5 separate regions of the Homo sapiens genome follow, and all the other regions are linked to region 4. A link is a contact called in ENCODE Hi-C or POLR2A ChIA-PET data. All regions are on one chromosome and are shown on one strand. The core of a region is the stretch at or near the end of the contact, and the rest is flanking DNA. Distances in the headings are between cores, read along the strand shown. Region 1 overlaps CDC14B (cell division cycle 14B). Region 2 holds the start of PHF2 (PHD finger protein 2). Region 3 holds the start of ZNF510 (zinc finger protein 510). Region 4 holds the start of PTCH1 (patched 1). Region 5 holds the start of PRXL2C (peroxiredoxin like 2C).

What was found. Hi-C counts contacts between places; a loop is a spot of excess contacts on that map. ChIA-PET counts read pairs that join two places held with the same protein, here RNA polymerase II (POLR2A). Pooled maps may share reads with other maps.
Region 1: a map of ascending aorta shows a loop between it and region 4 (4-fold over the local background). The contact joins the enhancer-like site here to the promoter of PTCH1 in region 4. A Hi-C loop is called at or near these places in 1 of 168 maps with a recorded cell type or tissue (ascending aorta), 1 of 37 single-sample maps with no recorded cell type and 9 of 50 pooled maps. POLR2A ChIA-PET finds 5 or more read pairs at or near these places in 2 of 52 experiments (activated T-cell and activated naive CD4-positive, alpha-beta T cell).
Region 2: a map of ascending aorta shows a loop between it and region 4 (3-fold over the local background). The contact joins the promoter of PHF2 here to the promoter of PTCH1 in region 4. A Hi-C loop is called at or near these places in 2 of 168 maps with a recorded cell type or tissue (ascending aorta and naive thymus-derived CD4-positive, alpha-beta T cell), 1 of 37 single-sample maps with no recorded cell type and 10 of 50 pooled maps. POLR2A ChIA-PET finds 5 or more read pairs at or near these places in 1 of 52 experiments (PC-9).
Region 3: a map of CD8-positive, alpha-beta T cell shows a loop between it and region 4 (5-fold over the local background). The contact joins the promoter of ZNF510 here to the promoter of PTCH1 in region 4. A Hi-C loop is called at or near these places in 1 of 168 maps with a recorded cell type or tissue (CD8-positive, alpha-beta T cell), 1 of 37 single-sample maps with no recorded cell type and 10 of 50 pooled maps.
Region 5: a loop to region 4 is called in a map of CD8-positive, alpha-beta T cell, with 3 times the contacts of the local background. The contact joins the promoter of PRXL2C here to the promoter of PTCH1 in region 4. A Hi-C loop is called at or near these places in 1 of 168 maps with a recorded cell type or tissue (CD8-positive, alpha-beta T cell), 5 of 37 single-sample maps with no recorded cell type and 16 of 50 pooled maps. POLR2A ChIA-PET finds 5 or more read pairs at or near these places in 1 of 52 experiments (MCF 10A).

What each region holds. Positions count from the first base shown.
Region 1 is chr9:96,555,704-96,559,033 of GRCh38, reverse strand. The region is part of intron 4 of CDC14B (cell division cycle 14B); the gene reads left to right. Among named protein-coding and RNA genes, the nearest start is that of CDC14B, 62 kb to the left of the region's middle. Within about 2 kb of position 1,838, at least 9 of the 41 ENCODE cell types and tissues checked have a DNase peak (open chromatin) inside an H3K27ac peak, as active enhancers do; they include ascending aorta, where a contact is called at or near this core.
Region 2 is chr9:93,575,315-93,578,423 of GRCh38, reverse strand. PHF2 (PHD finger protein 2) reads right to left here and starts at 1,840. Exons shown (of 22, transcript NM_005392.4): 1 at 1,553-1,840. The coding sequence starts at 1,650. RefSeq lists enhancers at 51-200, 2,382-2,661, 2,343-2,937, 2,938-3,109 and silencers at 1,062-1,221, 1,812-2,111, 2,222-2,281.
Region 3 is chr9:96,776,134-96,779,343 of GRCh38, reverse strand. ZNF510 (zinc finger protein 510) reads left to right here and starts at 1,257. Exons shown (of 6, transcript NM_014930.3): 1 at 1,257-1,310; 2 at 3,099-3,210. RefSeq lists a silencer at 1,397-1,496.
Region 4 is chr9:95,507,833-95,511,213 of GRCh38, reverse strand. It overlaps PTCH1 (patched 1), which reads left to right and starts at 1,948. Exons shown (of 24, transcript NM_000264.5): 1 at 1,948-3,053. The coding sequence starts at 2,853. RefSeq lists silencers at 1-418, 2,693-3,012 and enhancers at 1-545, 1,499-2,048.
Region 5 is chr9:96,653,313-96,656,638 of GRCh38, reverse strand. It overlaps PRXL2C (peroxiredoxin like 2C), which reads left to right and starts at 1,322. Exons shown (of 6, transcript NM_153698.2): 1 at 1,322-1,549; 2 at 1,866-1,934. The coding sequence starts at 1,358. RefSeq lists silencers at 1,234-1,323, 1,364-1,573, 1,714-1,783.

The DNA.
Region 1 (3,330 bases), core at 589-3,088, 1.0 Mb before region 4:
AAGAGTGAGTTGAGTACTCATTTGTCTTTATTGTATTTCAAAGTATTGCTCTTCATGTGGCCTGGTAAATGGCTTTCCCATTCAGCTATCTGAATGGTAGACTCTTTGGTATCAAATTAGAGTGAAGCTAAAAATCTTTTGCACCACTGTAAGAGTTGAAAAATATAAAAGATGACTTGAGCTTTTGTTTGTTTGCTTATTCACAAAAAGGTAAACATACTATATTGTTTTACAAAATAAGTTTGCTGCCCTATTTAAGCCAGTGGCTATGACCTGGCCAGATTGAGGGATAATGATACTTAACCTGTCATTTCAAAGTAAAGGTGAAATTTTAAGTGGAAAATTTTAAGTGCTTTTCAAAACAAATTCATAATAAAAATCCTTTTGGAAAGAAAAGTTGGAAATTTTGTTTTGTTAATTTTGTTGTAAAAATGTCATACACAAAATCCATATTTGCACTCTTGAGAAATTTAAAAAATCTTTTAAAAAGAAGTTTTTATATTTCTAGAAACAAGACGTGCACGTGTGTGTATATGCACAGATGTATGTTGTGTACGTATATGTTTTATGTTTACAGTACAATTTTAAAATTTTTTATTGGTACATAATTGTACATATTTATGGGTTACATGTGATAGTTTTATACATGTATATAATGTGTGACAGCCAAATTAGGGCAGTTGCAGTATCCATCGCCTCAAACATTTGTCATTTCTTTGTGTTGAGAGCATTTTAAATCTTCCTTTCTATTTTGAAATACACAGTAAGTTATTGTAAACTATAGTCACACTACTGTGCTATCTAACACTAGAACTTGTTCATTCTAACTGTACATTTGTACCAAAGAACCAACCTCTCTTCACTCCCCCTGACCACACACGCCCTTCCCAGCCTCTGATAACCCTTATTCTACTCTTGGCCTCCATAAGATCAACTTACTTAGCTCCTGCATATGAGTGAGAACATAATGGTATTTGTCTTTCAACTTTGGTTACATCTTCCTGCCACAGCAGTTAGATTTTCTGAAGATACATGGTATTCATCTCTTCTATGGGTTAAATGTACTTTTGAGGGCTAGCCTGGGAAATTAACCACCATTTCTAACATCTTTCTGTGTATAAAATAAATGCCAAGCATTTTGTGTAAAAAATAAATGACACAAGCAAACTTTTGGCACGTAGCTTGCAAATTTGCTTTCCTCTAATGTTTAATAGATTACTTTGGTAGAGCTAATTGTAACATGTAGGTTCCCTGTTCAAAATTTATCACTGTATATTATTATTTTTTATGTTTAAGCAGTTTTTATAGCTGTAAGAATGGCTTACCTTGTAAGCATTTATGTTGAAAATGATGATACTAATTAAATTTAAGAATATATTAACTCAGCAATCTGTGAGAAGAATTCTAAACTGCATTAAATTTGAGATTGCCTCTACAGTTATGATAAGAGCTCAGGGACTTTGTTATTTAATGATGATCTTTTGAATCTGTGGTCCCACTTTTTAAATGATTTAATTATCTTGGACTCAGAATAGCCAGTGCCTGCAGGAGGAAAGGATCAGTTGGGAAGTTAAGACAAGGGAACAGAGAACGAGGATCTAGACGCAGTGGGTAAGAATCCAGTTCAGCAAACAGCTGCCCAGATGGGACAGCAGAGGCTGGAGGACAGAATGAGGTCATAACACCCTTCCTGGGTGTCTGTGAAAGGCAGGGCAAACAGCACGAGGCAACCGTCAGTAGTAGCCAGGCCCCAGCTAGTGTGAGGCGAACTGGGCTGAGCAAAGGGACGGCACAGGCCCTCAGTGGGAAGCCAGTGCTTCCTTGGGAGCCGGCCCTGTGGGAGGCAGCTGTCTGCCCTGCTCACAGTGCATCACAGTTTGACTTCCCTTGCCACCCGAGGGCTTCTGACGGGCGTTTCCACTGCCCGTGGTGCTTGCTGGGTGCTGTTAACTTGGGGAAAAAGTGAAGAGAAATGGCTCTCTGATAGCTTAAGATCCTTGACTGCAGATCCGTTAAGCTTTCTGGAATTTTGGGTCCCATCCTTGTTCCGGTCATTGTTTTAGATAGGATGGGTTCCTGTCTATAAATACGGCCAGAGGAGCAGGCCCTCTTCCATCAATAATAGGCGGTGTGATCTTGGATGAGCAGTTGATGCCAAGGTCTGGAAAGTTGTAGCCTGCCAGTTTTATGAAACTCACAGAGCATTATAAATAGTTGTGGGTTTTTTTTCCTCTGTGGTTAAAATTTAGGAGATTTCATTTTTTAAAAAATCAAGATTTTTTTCTTGGTCTTTAAAAAATGTCCCTACCACTCAAATGTGTACTAATTCCCAGGGCCAATTCACTATTTTTATTAGCAGACTTGGTAGATACGTGTTTGCTACTCTGAACTTCCAGTTTCATTTTGTCGAAATTGAGGATCATTATATATATCATTATATATATGTAAAAGTAATTTTAAAAGTTAAAACTATTGAAATATAAGTTCATCTGAGGTTTTTTTTAACGAGTTTTTTTTCTTAACCAGTTTTGTGCAGGAGCTATGAAAGTGATTTTATTTACTTTTTTATTCTCTGTGTTCTTTCCTCTGCTCACCTTTTTTATTGAGCAGTTGAATGTGTAAGCCTATCTTCAACTTGCATTGATTTGTGAGCATTCTTTGTTAATCTGGAGAGAGTGATTTTTTTTTTTAATAATCAATCAAGTTCTTGGCGTAGGAAAGACTGTATCATCTGGCTGACATGAAAATAGTCACAAGAGTCTTTAAGTGCTGGAAACATTGTGACATCTCTCCAGGATTTCCTGGTTACTCAGGCTGCCACATTTGTTGCTGGAATTTCAATATCCTTTGTCACTCTCAGCTCTAGGGTGAAATGACTTGTGTAACGTTTGGGTTCTAAATTGTACAGAGGCTCTCTAAGTATATAAATAAAGCTTCAGAATCCTGTGCATAAGAGTAGAAATAGGAAGCACATGTCTAATTGGGTTTCCATGATTTGAGGCCCGGCTTGTCAGCATTGAAACATTGAAAGGAGAAGTAATGCAGCTGGGATCCTGTTGCTTCTGTTGCTTGTTCTTCCATCACTGCTAGTTCAATACCTCCGAGGTTTTGAAACGTATGTTAGTAATCGAGGGTCCAGCGTTCTCACAGGGACTCTGGCATGCAGATGGTGATTTTAGAAAGTGGGGGTGGTGGGAAGTCCTGGGAATGGTTGAGGTATTGTTCAGCAAAAAAAGAACTTTGTGCCATGACTTTGAAAACCACACCAGTCTCAAGCATTTTCAACCACAGTATTTGCGTGTGTTTGTGTGATATTTGCTCGTTCAGAGA
Region 2 (3,109 bases), core at 591-3,090, 1.9 Mb after region 4:
GAGCCTTAGAGGCTCTCACTCACTTTGGCCCGGCCATGAACTTCTCAACGGCTGCCAGTTGAGGGTGTGCATGTCAGCCCTGTTCTGGGCAGAGCCCGGTGTTCACACTCAGTCTCCCTTGCTCTAAGGGGCTTCCACAGCCCTGGGCATACCCAGGAAGGCAGCCCAGATTTCCGTGGGCATCCCCACCCCACAGAGTCCCAGGCCCTTCTAACAGCAGGGAGGTAGGACTCAGGACTGGGGCTGACAGACATAGCAGGCCCTGTCACATCCCAGCCACCCAGGTCCCCACATGTAAACTGGCAGGACTGGACTTGGGGCCACAGCCCACTCTTAAGCACCACTGACCAGTCTTGAAGACCCAGTCTTAGAACCTGCAGGAGGATCTCCTCTCTGGAAGGAGAATCCCGGACCACCCACCACCACACACCCCTCTCTTTCCCCCGGCTGCTTGCTGCCGGTGGTTTGGGACTGGAGCCCCAGAGGGCATACAGCCCTGGCCAGCCCCGGGTCCAAACACATCCCACAGGCAAAGTCAGATGCAAGAGAACCTGTTGGAGCAGTTTGGGCAACACTGTCACCTCCTCTTCCTCCTCCTCCATTTACTTCTTGGTGGGAAGGGACCTGCCCTAGGCATGGGGCCAGGTCATGGCCATCGGCAAGGGCCAAGAGGGCGGGGGTTTTCAGTGTCTCCAAGCGTTACCTCCTTCCCCCCTCCCCATCTTCCTTAGGGAGCATAAGATCATGTCAAAACCGGCGTTCCTGCCGGGAACGGAGAGGAGAGAAACGGGGAAAACTGAAGGCCAGGGAGGAGGTGGCAAAGCCACAACAAACCCCCCTTACCCAACTCACAGACACTATTCTGTCACCGCACTCCTGCCCGCGGACCTGCAGGCCTGCCGGGTCTAGCTGCTCCGCGGGGGTCCGGGAGGGGTCCTGCCCTCGGGGACAAGGTCCAAGGGAGCTCGCCGGCCACGGCGGAGGGTGGGCGCGCCGGCTGCCACCTCGCCGGAGCCCCCACGGACTCCCCAGCCCTGCCGGAGTCGGAGCCCGCCACTCGCGCCTCTCCCGGGACCCGCGCCGGGCTGCGCGCCCGCTTCTCCCGGCCCGGCCAACCCCGAGCCCGCGCGGGGAAAGTTCCTGCAACTTCGCAGGGGGGAGGCGGCGGGGGCTCCGGGCCTCGGCCTCCCTCCGGATGCCCGGCCTCTGCGGCCGCCGCGACCCAGCTGACAGGCGGCCCGGCCCGGGCCTGGAGCCCCAACTTCCCCGCGCCCCGAGCCCCGAGCCCACCTCCCGGCCCGCGGGCCTCGCTTTGTGCGCGGCGGCCAGGGGCGCCCAGCGCGGGCCCCGTGCTTGGCGCCCCCGCCCTGGGCACAAAAGGGCGCGCGGCCCGGCACGGCCCAGCCCCGACCGGGGCGCCCGGAATGCGGCGGCGGCGGCGGCGGCCCGTCCCCGAGCCGGGCCTGCGGGCGCGCAGCCGGGGGCGCGGGGCTCGGTCGGGCAAGGTGGCCGGGCCGGGCCGGGCCGAGCCGAGCAGCCGCCGCGCGCTCACCTGCCGTGGAACCAGTCCTTGCAGGCGTCGCACTCGATCATGAAGCGGGTAACGTCGTAGGGGAGCCGGCAGACGCAGTACACGGGCACCGTCGCCATGTTGCCGCGCCGCGCCGCCGCTCGGCCCCGCCGCTGCGCTGCCCGGGTCGGTCCGGGCCGGGCCGGGGGCCGGGCCGCGCGGGGGCGGCGGGGGCGGCGGGGCGCAGGCGGCGCCGCGGCCGGGAGGGGACGGGGACGGGGGCGCACGACAGCCCCCGCGCGCGCTCCCGGCCAGGCGCGTCCACACAATGCCGGGCGCGCTGGCTGGAGGGGCCGCGCCGGGAGCCGCCCGCCGGCCCGCGGGGCTCAGGGCGCTAGTGTGCGCGGGGGACGGGCCGCGCGCGGGACACAAAAGGGAATGGACGCGCGGGGGCGGCGGGCGGGGAGCCGCGGCCCCACCGAAGGGACCCCCGGCCGCCGAGCGGCCTCTACGTCAGCGCCCCGGGTGGCGCCGCCTCCGCCCGCCGGCCTGGGCCGCCGCTCCCGCCGCCGGGAAGGCGGGCTGGGGAACCCTGCGGGGGAGAAGGTGGGTTGGGGGACCCTGCCGGGGGAGAAGACGGCCGGGGGGACCCTGCCGGGGGAGAAGGCGGGTGGGGGGATCTCGAAGGTGGAAGATAGGCCGAGAAGGGCCCCCAAGGCTGAAGGTAGACCCAGGGGTCCGCGGGCGCGAAGGTGAGCTGGGGGAGCCTTGAGACTGAAAGTGGGGTGGGACCCCGGGGAGAAGGTGGGCGGGACCCCGAGGATAAGATAAGTTGGGGGAACCCGGGCAAGGCAGAAGGAGAGACGCGGGGTGCGGGAGTGGAGCCCGCAGGAGAGCCTTCCTAGTCTAGAAGGCCGACAAGCAAATACTTGGCCCTAACTTTCTTCTGACCCCCACCACGGTGGGGGTGTTCCTCCTCCTCGGCCGCGCTGCCTCCCTCCGTTCCCCACTGAGTTTCTGGTTGGGACACCACTTCCTCTTTCCCCTCATTTTCGGCTGGGGACTGCCGCCTCCCTCGCAGGATCCCGCGGACTTCCCTGATGCTCAGCCCCAGAGGAAGAGGACAGAAGCCCGGGCCGGGAGTGCGCTGGCACGGGCTGGTCAGCTCTGTTCCCTGGCATTTGAGCCCCCCAGGCCCGTGACCTAAGGGGCCGGGCTGGTCAGCTCTGTCAAGAGAGAGCTCCCTGGCATTTGAGCCCCCCAGGCCCGTGACCTAAGGGGCGAGGAGTATGGGAACCCTGGCCCCCGTGTCCAGGGAACTGAGCCCCCACGGTGGGGAGGAGAAGCGGAGGTGCGCTCTGAGGGGTCACTTGCACGCGTTCTAGAGGAGGACTTCCCTGCCTCGCCAGCGCTGCATCCTTGGGGCATCCGCGCTGGGCAGGGGCCACATCCCTGCCCGCCCTTCCTCCCTCACCCTCTTTCTCTCCCCATCCTCCCTCAGCAAAATCCGCATCGTGCTGGGAAATGTGGGCCACCCCTGCTCGGAATTCCAGAATCTCCGGACAGGAAACCTGGCTCAGTCTCCTAGCAGCATCCATG
Region 3 (3,210 bases), core at 8-2,507, 1.3 Mb before region 4:
TGTGAGTGTATGTGTGTTACTAAAAAGAGTGTCATAAAATACTGTGCTGAGAGGTTCCTAATTTGGTTCCTGATTTCAGAAGCATACCACATAAGATTTAAGCAAGCTCATCTCTAGGAGATGCATAATTTGTGGATAACGGTTTTCTTAGTTGGGATTGTGTGTACTTCAGGTATTATGTAATGCTGAACAGCTTACTTGCTTTTTCTTTTTTTCCCCCCAGAGATAAACTGAGGATCACAAATATTATTCTTTTATGTTAATAATGGTTTCCATTTTCTAGTATTTGTTACATTTTACGGCTTTATTCACAAAGCTGTTTATGTATTTTTGTGGCAGCTCTAAGTTAAAAGGCACACTTGTAACATTACAGTCCCAATTTTCCCTTTATCAACTTTATATTATAAAATTTTCCAACACATAGTCAATAAGCATGTCCATATTCTAGAAGTAGATATTCTTAACATTTTGCCATACTTCCCATTTCTAATTATTTTTTAAAAAGAACTTACAAACGGGCCGGGAGTGGTAGCTCACGCCTGTATACCCAGCACTTTGGGAGGCCAAGGCAGGCGGATCACTTGAGGTGAGGAGTTCGAGACCAGCCTGGCCAACATGGTGAAACCCCGTCTCTACTAAAAATACAAAAATTAGCTGGGCGTAGTGGCGGGCGCCTGTAGTCCCAGCTACTTGGGAGGCTGAGGCAGGAGAATCGCTTGAACCCGGGAGGCGGAGGTTGCAGTTAGCCGAGATCGCGCCACTGCACTCCAGCCTGGGCGACAGAGTAAGACTCCGTCTCAAAAAAAAAAAAAAAAACCAAAAAACCCAAAAACTTACAAACATAATACAATCCTAAATACTTACATAGACATCTCTTTATGAATAAGCAAGATTACCTACATAATCCCAATGCTGCCACAATTAATTAATAATTCTAATTTCCAGTCCGTATACAAATTTTCCCAATTGTTTTCAAACGTCTTCCGCGGCTCTTGCTTTCTGTAACCACACGCTGCATTTGCTGTTATGTCATCAAGTCTAACCCACAACCTCTGGGGCTCTGACAGAACCCGGGCTCCAGTTATCAGGACGGTCCATGTTATTACGCCATAAATCTTGGGGGAAAAACAAACAAAAAAACACTGACAGCTGGCGCCGTACTGCATGTGAAACGTAGTCTTGCATGTTATGGGTTACCGCGCAGCATGCTGGGAACGGATATGCGCGTTTTCGTCTGCGCATGTGCAGTCAACCCCACTTTCCGGCTTCTCCCTGTTAGTGTTTGCTGGTGCAGAGGGTTCGCAGCTCAGGTGAGAGCGCCGGGCCTCCACGCGGATTGCGGACCTGCAGGGAGGGATGTGCTAGTGTCCAGGGGGCGGGAACGCGACGTCCCGGGAACTCCCCCAAAGCAGGCCGTCGCTCCCTGTGCCTCGGCCGGCCCGGGACCTCAGCCTGAGAAGGGCCGGTGGGGGCGGGCTCCGGGGGCGTTAGGTGGGGCTGAGTCCTAGTTGGAAGATGCTCGGTGCGGGCCGAGGTATGGGCGCCAGAATGCAGCCAGGCGTCGGAAAACGCGGTGCTGGCTTCAGGAGGGGAATGCGCGTTTATTGTATTGACCATGAACCTGCCACAAAGCGCGTACAGCCCGTGGGTCTGCGGTGAGAGGCCGAGCCTAGGAGCTAGAAGGACCTCGTGAATTTTGGCTCTGTCACTTGAGCGTTTGAAAATGAGGATATTAGTAAAAACTGCTTTGTGTCGTTCAGAGGTAAGCCATCCCCTGTAAAGCATTTAGCTAAGCGCTAGTTACTAAGCAGCATGTAAATGTTGATTCCCGTTATATTTGGAAGACACTTTGTTCTTTTCATGTAGTATTTCGTTTAATTCTCACAACCACCCTATTTATATCATTAAAAATGAAGAAGGAGGAGTGAAAAGATAGAGCCAAGCTCACAAAGGATGAGAGAGCTAGGATGTCAATACATAAACACTTTACTCCCCGAATCAGGCTGTTTGTAATGGCCTACCTACCTAACCCAGCATTGCAGCCTTCACAGCACTGAGTGATTGTCCCCAAAACCCCAGGACAATGATTGTGAAGTCAGTGTGGACAGAATCTTACTATGTGGCAAGTGTATTTGTTGTGGGGTTTCTGGGATGTCTCCAGAGCCTCTGGGTTAGACTGAGGCCCCTGCCACCTCCTGTGCTGTCCCTCCTGTCTCTGTCTTTAGAAGTCAGTCTGATATTCTAGGGCAGTGAAGATGAGTCACATACGTAATTTTAAATGTTAAACTAGTAGCTACATGAAAATCTAAAACATGAAATTAATTTTAAGAACATACTGTGGTTTTCTCAGTGTATCCAAAATGTTATTTCAACATGTGGTCCTAGCCACATTTCCAGTGCTCAGTAGTTGATGTGATTGGAGGCTGTAGTCATGGATAGCAGGGTTCTAATTAATGCCAAGAGAATCAGGTTTAAGGCCTTAGGTCACTTCTTCACCAGGAGGATTTTGCTCCCTAGGGAACTTTGGAAATGTTGGAGACTTTTTTGGTGGGGGGAGAGGGGACTGAGTTTCTCTCTGTCGCCCAGGCTGGAGGGCAGTGGTGTGATCTTGGCTCACTGCAACCTCCACCTCCCAGGTTCAACTGATTCTCCTGCCCCAGCCTCCCAGCTTGTAATCTCAGCTGGAATTACAAGCATGCATGGCCATGCCCAGCTAATTTTTTGTATTTTTAGTAGAGGTGGGGTTTCACCATATTGGCCAGGCTTATCTTGAACTCCTGACCTCAGGTGATCCACCTGCCTTGGCCTCCCACAGTCCTGGGATTACAGGCGTGAGCCACCACGCCCGGCCTGGAGACGTTTCTGATTGTCACAACAGGGAGAAGGGGTGTCCTAGTGTCTAGTGCATGTTTAGAAATGCTCTTAAACATCCTGCAATGCACAGGACCACTCCTTATGTCAGAGGATTATCCAGCCCAAAATGGAAGTTGTGCTGACGTGAAGAACACTGTTTTCCATGAAAGTTTCAACTAAAATAAATTTGTTACCCAGGCATCAGCCCCAGCTTCTCTGGAGCAAAGCAGCTCTTTATGTTGCAGGAAGGAGGGAGCCCCAGGAACAGGAGTCCCACCGAAGAACTGCTCTCTGACAGAACAGAGACCTCCTCACCAGGGCTTCCAAACAGATGCAGAAGAACCCAGAAAGGAGCAG
Region 4 (3,381 bases), core at 699-3,198:
CGGACGGGCCCCCTGCGGGAGCCGCGTGGACCGCCCCGGTGGCCGGCGCGCCCCGCCGCAGCCCCCAGCGCGCCCGGGCAGCCAGCGCGGGGCCGCTGAATGGGCAGGGACTCGTGAGCGCGACCATTGGCCGGTCGCGGGGAGGCGGCGCGGGCATTGGGCAGCGTAAGGGGGCCGGTCCGCCTTCAGGAATGTACTACGGCGCGTCCGGCACGTCCGTCCGCGCCGGCTGGGCGCGCGCCTCGCCTGGGCTCTCGGGAGACCGCGCTGGAGGCCCGGAGCCGGCCCGGCGCATCCGCCTCCCTACCTACTCTGCCCCGGCCGCGCGGGCGCGGGGAGTCCGGGAGCCGGGCGCGCGCGCGCACCGGGCCTCCTGGCGCGGGGTCACGTGGCCACCGGAGCTCCGCCTTCTCCCTGCTCCTCCCCCTTTCCCTCCATCTGGGTTTCTTTCTTTCCTTTCCTTTCTTTCTTCTTTTTTTTTCAATGAACATACACCGTGCGCATCTTAAAGCCACACCGCCCCATTTCACGACTTCACTAGACTTCTCGCTACTGCCAGTCCCTCTGCAGTTCAACCCCGTTTAAAAAAAAAAATAAAGTGAAGCAAATCAAGGGTTTGCGGGTCGGGTTCCTACCGCAGGGAGGAACGTAATAACTTGGAAACGTAAGAAAAACACATTCCACTTTCCGAAAACAAAAATTTTTTTAAATAAAAAGCCTAGTTGTGTAGACGTGTCTGGCTCCAGAATCCACCTCAAAGGGTCGCGTGTTTTCCCCCTCCGCGGGAAGCGAATCCCCGGGATGCCTTGGTGACACTGGACGCGGTGTCGGGACGAATCCTCGCGATCCGCGCACAGTTTGTTTTCAATGAATCCAGCATCGGGGCATTTATAATCTCCTACGTCATACTATTATTAAATATAACATGCATACCGAGTTTTGTAAAAAAAAATACTGACTATATAAACATCTGGTTAATAAAAAGGGGTGTACAAATGAACCCAAAATAATCAGGAAAACTTTACTCTCTCAAGGAAACAATTCCGTTTCTCTAAGTTGTAAAAAAAGATTCTGTTGTTTCTCTTTTACTTATGTCACATTCGAGATTCAAATAAAAACGCCTCTGCCTCTACAAGACTGCTTCGGTGTCTGGATTCCACGTTTATAGAACACTGACTCCTTCAAACCAAGACTGTGTTTTTTTTTTTTTTAAGTTGGGGGGAGAAAGCGGCTGGGGGGCAGACGGATTTTAAGAAAGATGGCTTTTCCCAACGTCCTTGCTTTCCTCTTTAACTTTCCATTCTGTTTATCTTAATGCGAGGCGTTGTTCCCTGCAAGAGCCTAAGTCTTCCCTTTAGTTATAAAAGAAAAGAGAAGAGGAAAAAAAAATCTGGCACACACTGGCGCACTATCCAGCACGCTGTCATTATTGGTGCAGGCCTGGGAATGCGAGCCGGACCTCCCAGTATTTGCTGCAGCTTGAGGCCAAGGTGCCTCTGAAAGGCTTTTCTTTGAGGAATTTCAGAAATTGTTTAAGCGCTTAAAAAAATATTACATTTCCCCCCGTGTCTACCGCGAGGCAAATGTTCGTGTGTGTGCGTGCGCGCGCGTGTGTGCGCGCAAAGGCATCCCACAAAAAGAAGACACTGTTGAAAAGAAAAGGAATAAGAGAGAAAGGAGGGGGAGCATTCCTTAATGGAAGTATTGCATGCGAGAAGGTTGGCGCTCTCAGAGGCTGCCCCGAAGCCGAGGATGCACACACTGGGTTGCCTACCTGGGTGGTCTCTCTACTTTGGTGAGCTGTTGCTAAGCAGCTAATAATAGTCATGTTTGCTGAGTAATTTCTGCCCTCCGCGAGCCAATCGCGTCGCAGAAACCCAAGCCATCTGACAGCCCCGGGGGCGGGAGCTCCAGCCTTTTTCTCTTTCGCTCGCTCTCTCCCCCTCCACCCCCTCCCCTCCCCTCCTCCTCTTCTTTCTCCAAATGGAGAGAGTTCTTTTTTTTCTTCTTCCATCTCATCTATTGAATCAAGGAGCTGCTGCGGCCGCTGCCCGCTGCACACACACAGAGCGGAGTCCCCAGGTCCCGGGAGCGAGAGAGGCGCGCTGCACGGGGACAGAATGGTCCAGCGGGTTGCCGAGGAGCACAAGAAAGCAGAGTCCGGGACCGAGCAGCCACCGCGAACCCAGCAGCCAGAGCCCGAGCAGCCCGAGCAGCAGCTCCTGGAGCCGCCACCGCCAGCAGCAGCCACCGCGGGAGCAGCGGCAGCTGCGGCTGCCCGGGCCCGGCAGCGCTGAGACCCGCCGGGCACCCTCGGACCCCGCGGCGGCGGCGGCTCTGCGCTTGCCCTCCGCGGCCGCTCGGGCGACCCGGGAGGCGCCGAGAGAGCCAGCGCGGCCGGCGGGAGCAGCGGGGATTCGCTGGCTCTTTCTGCAGTGAAGGGGTCGCGGCGCGGGGCGGGGGGCGGGTAGGGGGAGTTGGGGACCGCAAGGAGTGCCGCGGAAGCGCCCGAAGGACAGGCTCGCTCGGCGCGCCGGCTCTCGCTCTTCCGCGAACTGGATGTGGGCAGCGGCGGCCGCAGAGACCTCGGGACCCCCGCGCAATGTGGCAATGGAAGGCGCAGGGTCTGACTCCCCGGCAGCGGCCGCGGCCGCAGCGGCAGCAGCGCCCGCCGTGTGAGCAGCAGCAGCGGCTGGTCTGTCAACCGGAGCCCGAGCCCGAGCAGCCTGCGGCCAGCAGCGTCCTCGCAAGCCGAGCGCCCAGGCGCGCCAGGAGCCCGCAGCAGCGGCAGCAGCGCGCCGGGCCGCCCGGGAAGCCTCCGTCCCCGCGGCGGCGGCGGCGGCGGCGGCAACATGGCCTCGGCTGGTAACGCCGCCGAGCCCCAGGACCGCGGCGGCGGCGGCAGCGGCTGTATCGGTGCCCCGGGACGGCCGGCTGGAGGCGGGAGGCGCAGACGGACGGGGGGGCTGCGCCGTGCTGCCGCGCCGGACCGGGACTATCTGCACCGGCCCAGCTACTGCGACGCCGCCTTCGCTCTGGAGCAGATTTCCAAGGTGCATTTCAGACTCTCTCCTCCCACTTTCTCTTCCCTCCTCTAACTCTTTGGGATCGCCCCCGCCACACACAAACACACACACTCTCTTCCTCTCTCTCTCACACACACACACACACTCACTCACACCTCTCCAGGAAAAGCAGCAGACAAATGGGGATTGAAAAATTCAAACCCTCCCTCTGGTCCTGGGAGGAAAGGGCTGTCTGAGGTCCGCAGGGGGTGGAGGTGTGTGTGTGTGCGTGTGTGTGTGTGTATACACACGCCCTCCCTGGTGTGCCTTTTCCGGAGCACTGGAAAGCCGTCCACGGCGGACCACCTCAAGGGCG
Region 5 (3,326 bases), core at 73-2,572, 1.1 Mb before region 4:
ATAAAGCTCCTGGCCAGGCCCAGTGGCTCATGCCTGTAACCCCAGGACTTTGGGAGACCACGGCAAGAGGATTGCTTGAGCCCAGGAGTTCAAAACCAGCCTGGGCAACATAGGGAGACCCTTGTGTCTACAAAAACAAATCTAAAAAAAAATTTGCCAGGCATGGTGGTGCATGCCTGTGATCACAGCTACTTGGGAGGCTGAGGCAGGAGGACTGCTTGAGCTCAGGAGGTGGAGGCTGCAGTGAGCCATGATCGTGCCAATGCTCCAGCCTGGGCGACAGAGCGACACCCTGTCTCAGAAAGAAACTATCTTGACTTAGAAACAGATCTATGCTTAAAATTTTGTAAACACGCTGCAGAGCTTCTCAAACAGAGCACTTAATGTGTGCTCAATAAAGTATAAAATCTTCACACAGGTGAAAGCCAGAGGATGCAGCATCCCCCTTTCCTGCACTTTGTGGCAGAGTCACATCAGTCACATAGACCTGCCTAGCACTCCGCCCCAGAAATATTCTTCAGCTCAACAAAGGCCATAGATAAAGGATGTACTTTCTGAACCCCAAATCCATACACAAGAGTGAGTAAACTTATGAAGACAAAGAGCCTGAATGTTATCTGGTCCTGCTCTGGAAATCTTGGACACACAGTTAGCACCCATGAGAAACCCCAGAGAAAGATGAACCTCTAAATCCAGGGCCAGTTTGGTCTCACAAAGGCTGAGATCCCCAGATTTCCCTATGCCTGCCTACCCACCCCAGGAGAAACTGAATTGGAAGTGTGGGATTTCTACAAAACAGCTGCTAAGTCATCTAACTTCATCATCCTCATCCCACCCAGCTCACCTTTTATTTCTTTATTTTTATTATTTATTTTTTTAAAAAACGGAGATGGCGTTGCCCTCTGTTACCTACCCAGGCTGGTCTCGAACTCCTGGCCTCAAGTGATCTTCCCGCCTCGGCCTCCCAAGTCGCTAGGATTACAGGCCCGGCCTGTGTGTTTACAAAACGTGGGCCTGGCCCTAGCCCACCTTTTACACATACACCCATTAGTTCTCGAATAGGTGAGAACATCCGCTCAGGTGGCCATGGAGGGCGCGGGCGGCTTTCTTCCTCAATAATGCTTGCTCGCCGTGGACGGACCTTACTTTCTCTCTCTGTCCCCTACCCTGAGAGCTGAGTCAGAACCGCCCGTGGGGTTCACTCCGACAGCTCCCAGGCCCGCGCCGCGCCGCGGAAACCGTGACTTGCCAGGCCCCACCTCTGCACGCCCCGCCCCGCCCCCCGCGCCCAACCTCTGCGCGCCCCGCCCCGGTCCGCGCTGACAGAGCGGACCCAGGCCCTCGGCCGCCCCGCGTCATGGCCGCGCCGGCCCCGGTCACGCGGCAGGTTAGCGGCGCCGCCGCCCTGGTCCCGGCCCCGAGCGGCCCCGACAGCGGGCAGCCCCTGGCGGCCGCCGTGGCCGAGCTGCCGGTGCTGGACGCCCGCGGGCAGCGGGTACCGTTCGGCGCGCTGTTCCGGGAGCGCCGCGCCGTGGTGGTGTTCGTGCGGGTGAGCGGGCGGCGGGGCTGGAAGGGAAGCGCGGCCCAGGGTCCCGGGCAGGCTGCCGGGATGCGAGCCGCGCCTCCTGCTTCTTAGGACGGAAACGGGAAGGCAGCCTGCCCAGTCGCGGCCGCTTCCCAACTAGGGCGGGGCAGGGAGAGGGCGAGGGCGAGGCCCGCTTCCCACGCGCCGGGCGCCCGAGCCGCCGGTCCCGGCCCCGCGGGCGTCGCCTTTGCTCGCGTCACGCACGGCGAAGTACAGGGATCCTTCGGGGCCCGAGGGTGCTGCTTTACTAACTTGCCCTTTCTGCCGTTTTGGCTTTCAGCATTTCCTGTGTTACATCTGCAAGGAATACGTAGAGGATCTGGCCAAAATCCCCAGGAGTTTCTTACAAGTGAGTTTCCCAGCGTGGGCGGCCCAGTGCCCGCTTCTGCAGACCTTGCGAGCGGGGCGGGGGAGGACGCGGCTCCAGCGCGGAACTTGCAGCCTGGATTGCCCCTCCCCGCAGCTCTCTCCACCCTCGCCCCTCCAAAAGGAGTGAGACGTCAGAGATCTATTTCTGCCCTAACTCATTGGGTGCTGCCTGGTGGTAAACGTACTAACAATTGTGGTGTTGCCTGGTAACCTAGTGCCTGTTCTCAAATGTTGACTGATAATGCCCTAAAACAAATGCTGGAAATGGTTATTTTCTTCCCTTTATTTTTTGTTACACTCCAAATAGCTGCTCATTATGGGAAAATACTAATATATCGTAAAGGTGCAAATGTTTATGTTAATAGGCTGCAAGTTCCATGTCCCTAGGACAAACCACATAGTTGTTTTTCTTGAGGCACAGATAGGTTTGTGCCCAAGTGAGCTTTTTGAGGAAAGGCATTGAGCAGCCTTTATAAAACAGATGTTCTTTCAGCAGACCTTGTCAATCAGGATGTGAAAAAATAACATTGATTAAATAACTGTGCGGCCGGGCACGGTGGCTCACGCCTGTAATCCCAGCACTTTGGGAGGCCGAGGAGGGCGGATCACGAGGTCAGGAGATCGAGACCATCCTGGTTAACACGGTGAAACCCTGACTCTACTAAAAATACCAAAAATTACCCGGGCTTGGTGGCGGGCGCCTGTAGGCCCAGCTACTCGGGAGGCTGAGGCAGGAGAATGGCGTGAACCCGGGAGGCGGAGGTTGCAGTGAGCCGAAATTGCACCACTGCACTCCAGCCTGGGCGACAGAGTAAGACTCCGTCTAAAAAAGAAAAAAAAAAAACTGTGCTACAGAGTTTTTAAAAAAGAATGTCTTTGGGGAGAATATAGAGAATTATTTACTATATCATTTTGAAAACAATGTTTTGACTGTTCCTCTGCGTATCCTTTTATTCTCTTTTTAAAAATTGACATATATAATTGTATGTGTTTATGGGATACAGTGTAATATTTTCATAGGCATTTACGTTGTGGAATGATTAAATCGAGATAATACATCCATCATGTCAGATAGTGATTTTAGTTTTTTGTGATGACAGCGTGTAAAAACTAGTCTTTTAGCAATTTTGAAGTATACATTGTTAACTATAGTCACCATGGTGTGCAGCAGATCTCTAAAAGTTATTCCTCTTGTTTAACTGAAACTTTGTACCCTTTGATCACCTCCCTTTTCCTTATCCCTGAGTAACCAGTCTCTGGTAACCATCATTACACTCTACTTTTTTCGTTTCCATAGGTAAATGAGATCATGCGGTGTTTTTCTTCCTGTGCCTGGCTTATTTCACTTACACGATGTCCTCCAGGTGCATCT